Linked DNA regions of Homo sapiens: region 1 is linked to region 2. Evidence: chromatin loops called from intact Hi-C (ENCODE). Cell type or tissue: PC-9. All regions are shown on one strand. Each heading gives the region's core, and the rest is flanking DNA. Links, peaks and the distances in the headings are about the cores only. Region 1 has its middle 260 kb from the start of SEMA3C. Region 2 has its middle 370 kb from the start of SEMA3C.

Region 1 (2,931 bases), core at 244-2,743, 110 kb after region 2:
GAGAAATAGGAACACTTTTACACTGTTGGTGGGAGTGTAAATTGGGTCAACCATTGTGGAAGACAGTGTGGTGATTCCTCAAGGATCTAGAACTAGAATTACCATTTGACCCAGTCATCCCATTACTGGGTATATACCCAGAGGATTATAAATCATGCTACTACAAAGAGACATGCACACGTGTGTTTACTGTGGCACTATTCACAACAGCAAAGACTTGGAACCAACCCAAATGTCCATCAATGATAGACTGGATTAAGAAAATGTGGCACATATACACCATGGAATACTATGCAGCCATAAAAAAGGATGAGTTCATGTCCTTTGCAGGGACATGGATGAAGCTGGAAACCATCATTCTCAGCAAACTATCACAAGGACAGAAAACCAAACACCACATGTTCTCACTCATAGGTGGGAACTGAACAATGAGATCACTTGGACACAGGGTGGTGAACATCACACACCAGGGCCTGTTGGGGGTGAGGGACTGGGTGAGGGATAGCATTAGGAGAAATACCTAATGTAAATGATGAGTTGATGGGTGCAGCAAACCAACATGGCACATGTATACGTATGTATCAAACCTGCACGTTTTGCAAAGTATAATAAAAAAAATTAAAAATAATTAAAAAATATGTGATTGCCATGGAAGTTCTTTTTTTTTTAATTTTCCTAATCTCTCTAATTTGACTGATCAAAGAACAGCTTTAGAAGTTAAATTTTCAGCCATATCACGAAGTTAGGTGGCCTTGAAAACCTCTTGTTGGTCATCACTAGTCTAGATGGGAACATAATTACATTCCTGCTGTGAGATTGAGAAACTGGTTTGCGACAAACACTATGGGTTGACTGAATGCAATATTCTTAACCCAGTTTAATGCTTGTTTATCAAATTCTCCTGCAGCTAGTAATGACCATGTGATCTATTCACCAATCAGACATCAAGCAGAATATGGCTGGAGAGGTGTGGAAAAATAGTGATTTTTCTAAGGATAAAGAATGTATGGCATATACAAGGAAGAGAAACTTTAATCTTCCTTTGAAGTTTGAAACAAACTAATCTCTCAAACTAATTATTATTTAGCTAAAATTGATACCATAATCTTTTCTGTAAGAAAACAAATAAGCCTTAGGGATGAGGAATGACGAGTACAATTTAAGTAGAGGCAGAGTCAGTGAGCCAACATCATAGCAAATCACATAAACACCTTGTACTGATACTGTTATTGTTACTATTCAATTCAGTCAGGAATCTAGAGCTACTGTAAGGATCAAAACCATTAAGGAATTTGAAAGTTCTTTGAGAACCATAAACCTCCAAATAGAAGGCATCATGTTGCTGTTACATTTTGTTCTAATGACCCTTAACCTTTCACACTTCAGCACTTAAATCTGCTTTCACTTCCGAGATTTTTCTGAGTCCACATTGACAACTGTGGATTTTCCACTTGCTCTGACAGTAAAGGGCATATCAGTAGCTCTGTCTACCCACCTGTATCTGGACCATATCTTGGCAAAACTGTTAAGTGGGCAGGGTTTGCTATGGAGAACGCCCACTCATCTGAGGTCCTGTGTTTTATTTCCTGGTAAGTCATTCGCTGGAAATTTTAAAAAGATCATCTAGTAAGAGCTTAAGCTGTGAACTTTTCAGAAGCAGCATTTAGGACACAACAAATGATGGTTGACTGATCAGCAGTCAGGCAATAACTCTGAAGACTCAACACCTAAGCAACCACCCATGATGTATCTATTCCCACAGCCAGTTCTGCCTGTTGGACAACATTGTGAGGCTTGCTTTTGATCCCAGTCATTGAAAATTCCTATTCAACAGAAGATTTCCCACTGTTTACATTTCCCTTAAGGAGGAAGCAGTCTGTGGACTCCTGACATTTAAATTTACCATTAAAATGAGGTTTTTCTTTTTCCCATCCTTGCTGCCAATTATTTCATAGTGGCAGATTTGGAACATTTGCCAGCCCCACAAGGCGTGTAAATGGGTTCTCCATGGAGACGAAATTCTTCATTGTTGCCATTCCAAAAATGTATGCTTTGAAAAGAATGTGCTGTGTTCTGTAAATATCTCTCCTACTGATACAAGTTTATATCTTTGCTACTGGAGTTTGAACACCTTTCTTTTTTTGTCAATGCAAACCCACATAAAGTGACCTCCCACGGTATAAGTGTCTACATATGACACGCCTGGTTACAGACACAGCTGAATTGACTTTTTTTTTTTTTTGGCCTTTAATGATACATCAACAGCTGATCTCCTAAAGGGATGGGCAAACCCAGCCATATTTTAAGCCAGATAACTTTTCAAAAAATTTGTCAAGCATTTTAGCAAGTATTTACATTTCTATTTTTTAAACTCTTGTGTATTTGAAGAAAAAATTTAATCCACAAGTTTCTAAATAACTTGTCTGTAACGCAACAAAATATTTTATAAGAACAACCATCATCCAAAATAGCACATTTTGTTCTTTGCATTAGTGGGTTTATAAAAGAAATTTATATATTATCTTACAAAAATTGATTAGAGACTCAAATTATCTTTAGTTCAGTAGAGTTCTAAATTGAAAATAACACATTGAAATGAATGAAATAAGCCTTTTATTCTGAGGGGAGGGAAGTGATACCATGATACATCTATATTGAATCTAAACTTTCTTTTTTTCACTTATTGGTTTAATGAAAGTGACATTTCTGCTATGTTATTTACTTTCTGCAGTGCTATGGTAGTTACATAATTTCAGAGAAAACTATTCACATTATCATCTACAGAAATTGCACTGGAGTTGTATACTGCATAACCTAAGACATCCTGAAGTCTATACCCAGGACAACCAAACAACTCCAATTCTAATTCAGTGTAAAATAGTAATGAATTTTATTTCAGACTAAATTTGCTTTTCTAATAAATAGTACTAT
Region 2 (2,931 bases), core at 142-2,641:
CATGTGCCATGTTGGTGTGCTGCACCCATTGACTAGTCATTTACATTAGGTATATTTCCTAATGCTATCCCTCCCCCATCCCCCCACCCCATGACAGGCCCTGGTGTGTGATGTTCCCCACCCCGCGTTCAAGTGTTCTCATTGTTCAATTCCCACCTATGAGTGAGAACATGTGGTGTTTGGTTTTCTGTCCTTGCAATAGTTTGCTCAGAATGATGGTTTCCAGCTTCATCCATGTTCCTACAAAGGACATGAACTTATCCTTTTTCATGGCTGCATAGTATTGCATGGTGTATATGTGCCACATTTTCTTAATCCAGTCTATCATTGAGGGACATTTGGGTTGGTTCCAAGTCTTTGCTATTGTGAATAATGCTGCAATAAACATATGTGTGCATGTGTCTTTATAGCAGCATGATTTATAATCCTTTGGGTATATACGCAGTAATGGGATGACTGGGTCAAATAGTATTTCTAGTTCTAGATCCTTGAGGAATCGCCATGATATCTTCTTTTAATGTCAACTTTTATTTTAGAAACATAGAATACATGTCCAGGTTTGTTACATAGGAATATTGCCTGATGCTGAGGTTTGGAGTATGGATCCCATCATTCAGGCAGTGAGCATAGTACCCACTAGGTAGTTTTTCATTCCAGGCTCTCCCCCGAACCTTTTCCCCTCTGGTAGTCCACAGTGTCTATTGTTCCCATATTTATGTCCGCATGTGCTCATTGTTTAGTTTTCACTTTTAAGTGAGAATATACATTATTTGGTTTTCTGTTCCTCCCTGCATTAATTCACTTAGGATCATGGCTTCCAGCTGCATCCATGTTGCTGCAAAGGATATGATTTCATTATTTTTTAGGGCTGCATAGTATTCCGTGGTATATACGTACCACCAATCTACCATTGATGGGAACCTGGGTTGATTCCATGTCTTTGCTATTGTGGATAGTGTAGCTATAAACATACTCATGCCTGTGTCCTTTTAGTAAAATAATTTATTTTCCTTTGGGTATATACTCAGAAATAAAATTGCTGGGTCAAATGGTAGCTTTGTTTTAATTTATTTGGGAAATCTCCAGACTACTTTCCACAGTGATTGGACTAATTTACATTCCTACCAGCAGTGAATAAACATTCCCTTCTCTCCACAGCCTCACCAACCTCTGTTGTTTTTTGACTTTTTGATAATAGTCATTCTATCTGCTGTGAGATGGTATCTCATTGTGGTTTCGATTTGCATTTCTCTGATGATTCATAATGCTGAACATTTTTTCCTGTGTGTTGGCTGCTTTTATATCTTGTTTTGAGAAGTGTCTGTTCATGTTCTTTGTCCATTTTTTAATGGGGCTTTTTTTTTGCTTGTTTATTTATTTAATTTCCCTATGGACTCTAGATACTAGGCCTTTGTTGGATGCATAGTTTGTAAATATCTTCTCCCATTCTGTAGTTTGTCTGTCTGCTCTGTTGATAGTTTATTTTGCTGTGTAGAAGCTCTTTAGTTTAATTAGGTCCCACTTGTCTATTTTTGTTTTTGTTGCAATTGCTTTTGGGGACTTAGCCAAAAATTCTTTGCCAAGGCTGATGTCTAGAAGACTATTTCCTAGGTTGCCTTATGTATTTTTGTAGTTTGAGGTCTTACATTTAAAATCTTGGATCCAGGTTGAGTAAATTTTCATAAATGGTAAAAGATAGGGGTCCGTCTTCAATATTCTGCATGATATTCTTAAGATGCAGGGCTGTCTAGTAGGCCCTTTCTGGAATAGCTCAGCTTCTGTTGATAGAATCCTAAGACAGGAAGAGAGTTCTAAGACTGCCTTTGTGACTCATCTGCTGAGGTGAAGTCAGAGAAGGAAAAGAAAAAAAGAGAAGAGAAAAATCCTTCTTGAGATAGGAAATGTAAAATAAAGAATTACAGTCACTTCAAATTGTTTTTAGTTAGAAAGTCACAGTTTAAAATGAGAGTTTTATTTTCTCCTCCTAACTACAGAACTACCCTTGTAATTATTTAGATTTGGATAATTTCTATATTCCACTTAATTTCTTTTGTGTGTATATCCTAAGTAGATAACAGATAAAGGGACTGGTAAATTAGATGGGCAGAGAGATAGATATAAAGAAACATAGATAAGTACATAGATAAATTACACATATGCCCACACATTTGTACAGAGAGAGATTAGAAAAATGGAAAGCTTAAAAAGATACATAAGAAGACTCTATAAAAAGACTTTAAAATCTCAAAAGGGAATGAAGTAAAAAACTTAGGACTGAGGCTTTCAAAGGGATAGAGCAAATTTCATCCTTAATATTAAATGCCATCTGTCTCTTCCCTCTCACTCCCTCTCTGGGGCAGTCTTCCACGTATTAAAAAGGCAGACTCAGACAGCATATTTGCATTTTATTTCGTTATGGTCTAGTGGTTTAAATTTACTCTGATACCCTGCATTTGACTTTCATAACATAGAATAAACCTATTTCCTGAATTATTTACCCAAAGTTTTTTAACAAATACCATATAATTTGTGGACATTCAAGGGGTTTAATTCACAAATATAATAAAATTTAAGTAAATGAAAGAACTACTCTCATCACATACAATACCATCTAGTTGAAGTCTTGGAAAGTAATGACATCCGATGATAGATGTCAAGATGTAAATATTTTGGATATATCAGTGCAGTAATAGCATTAGCTTTCTAAGGTTGCATATCAAAAGAAAGGCATCAACTGCCAAAGGGCATTTAAATACCTAACCACATAGCTAAAGTTATAATATTTTATCCACATGTTGCATTCCATTGACTTTTGGCTTTGTCTGTTGCTAAAAATGTCTTCCAGATGCCACCATTATTGTTATAGATCCATTTCAAGTTTTAGACTACTTAAGTTAAGGAGAAAAATGTTTTAAAATCAAATGTTTAAGG

The links. Hi-C counts contacts between places; a loop is a spot of excess contacts. Peaks named below come from ENCODE experiments on the same cell type or tissue, not always from the same donor. Only the 100,000 strongest peaks of a DNase experiment are listed, where the experiment ranks them.
Region 1: it touches region 2 in a loop (4-fold over the local background); 1 of 110 quality-filtered maps calls a loop at or near these places.

What each region holds. Positions count from the first base shown.
Region 1 is chr7:81,174,554-81,177,484 of GRCh38, reverse strand. No RefSeq gene overlaps it. Among named protein-coding and RNA genes, the nearest start is that of SEMA3C, 260 kb to the right of the region's middle. In PC-9, for the core only: no CTCF peak of the experiment used is centred there; a DNase peak (open chromatin) is centred at 1,774.
Region 2 is chr7:81,283,618-81,286,548 of GRCh38, reverse strand. No RefSeq gene overlaps it. Among named protein-coding and RNA genes, the nearest start is that of SEMA3C, 370 kb to the right of the region's middle. In PC-9, for the core only: no CTCF peak of the experiment used is centred there; a DNase peak (open chromatin) is centred at 1,218; H3K27ac peaks cover 1,134 bases.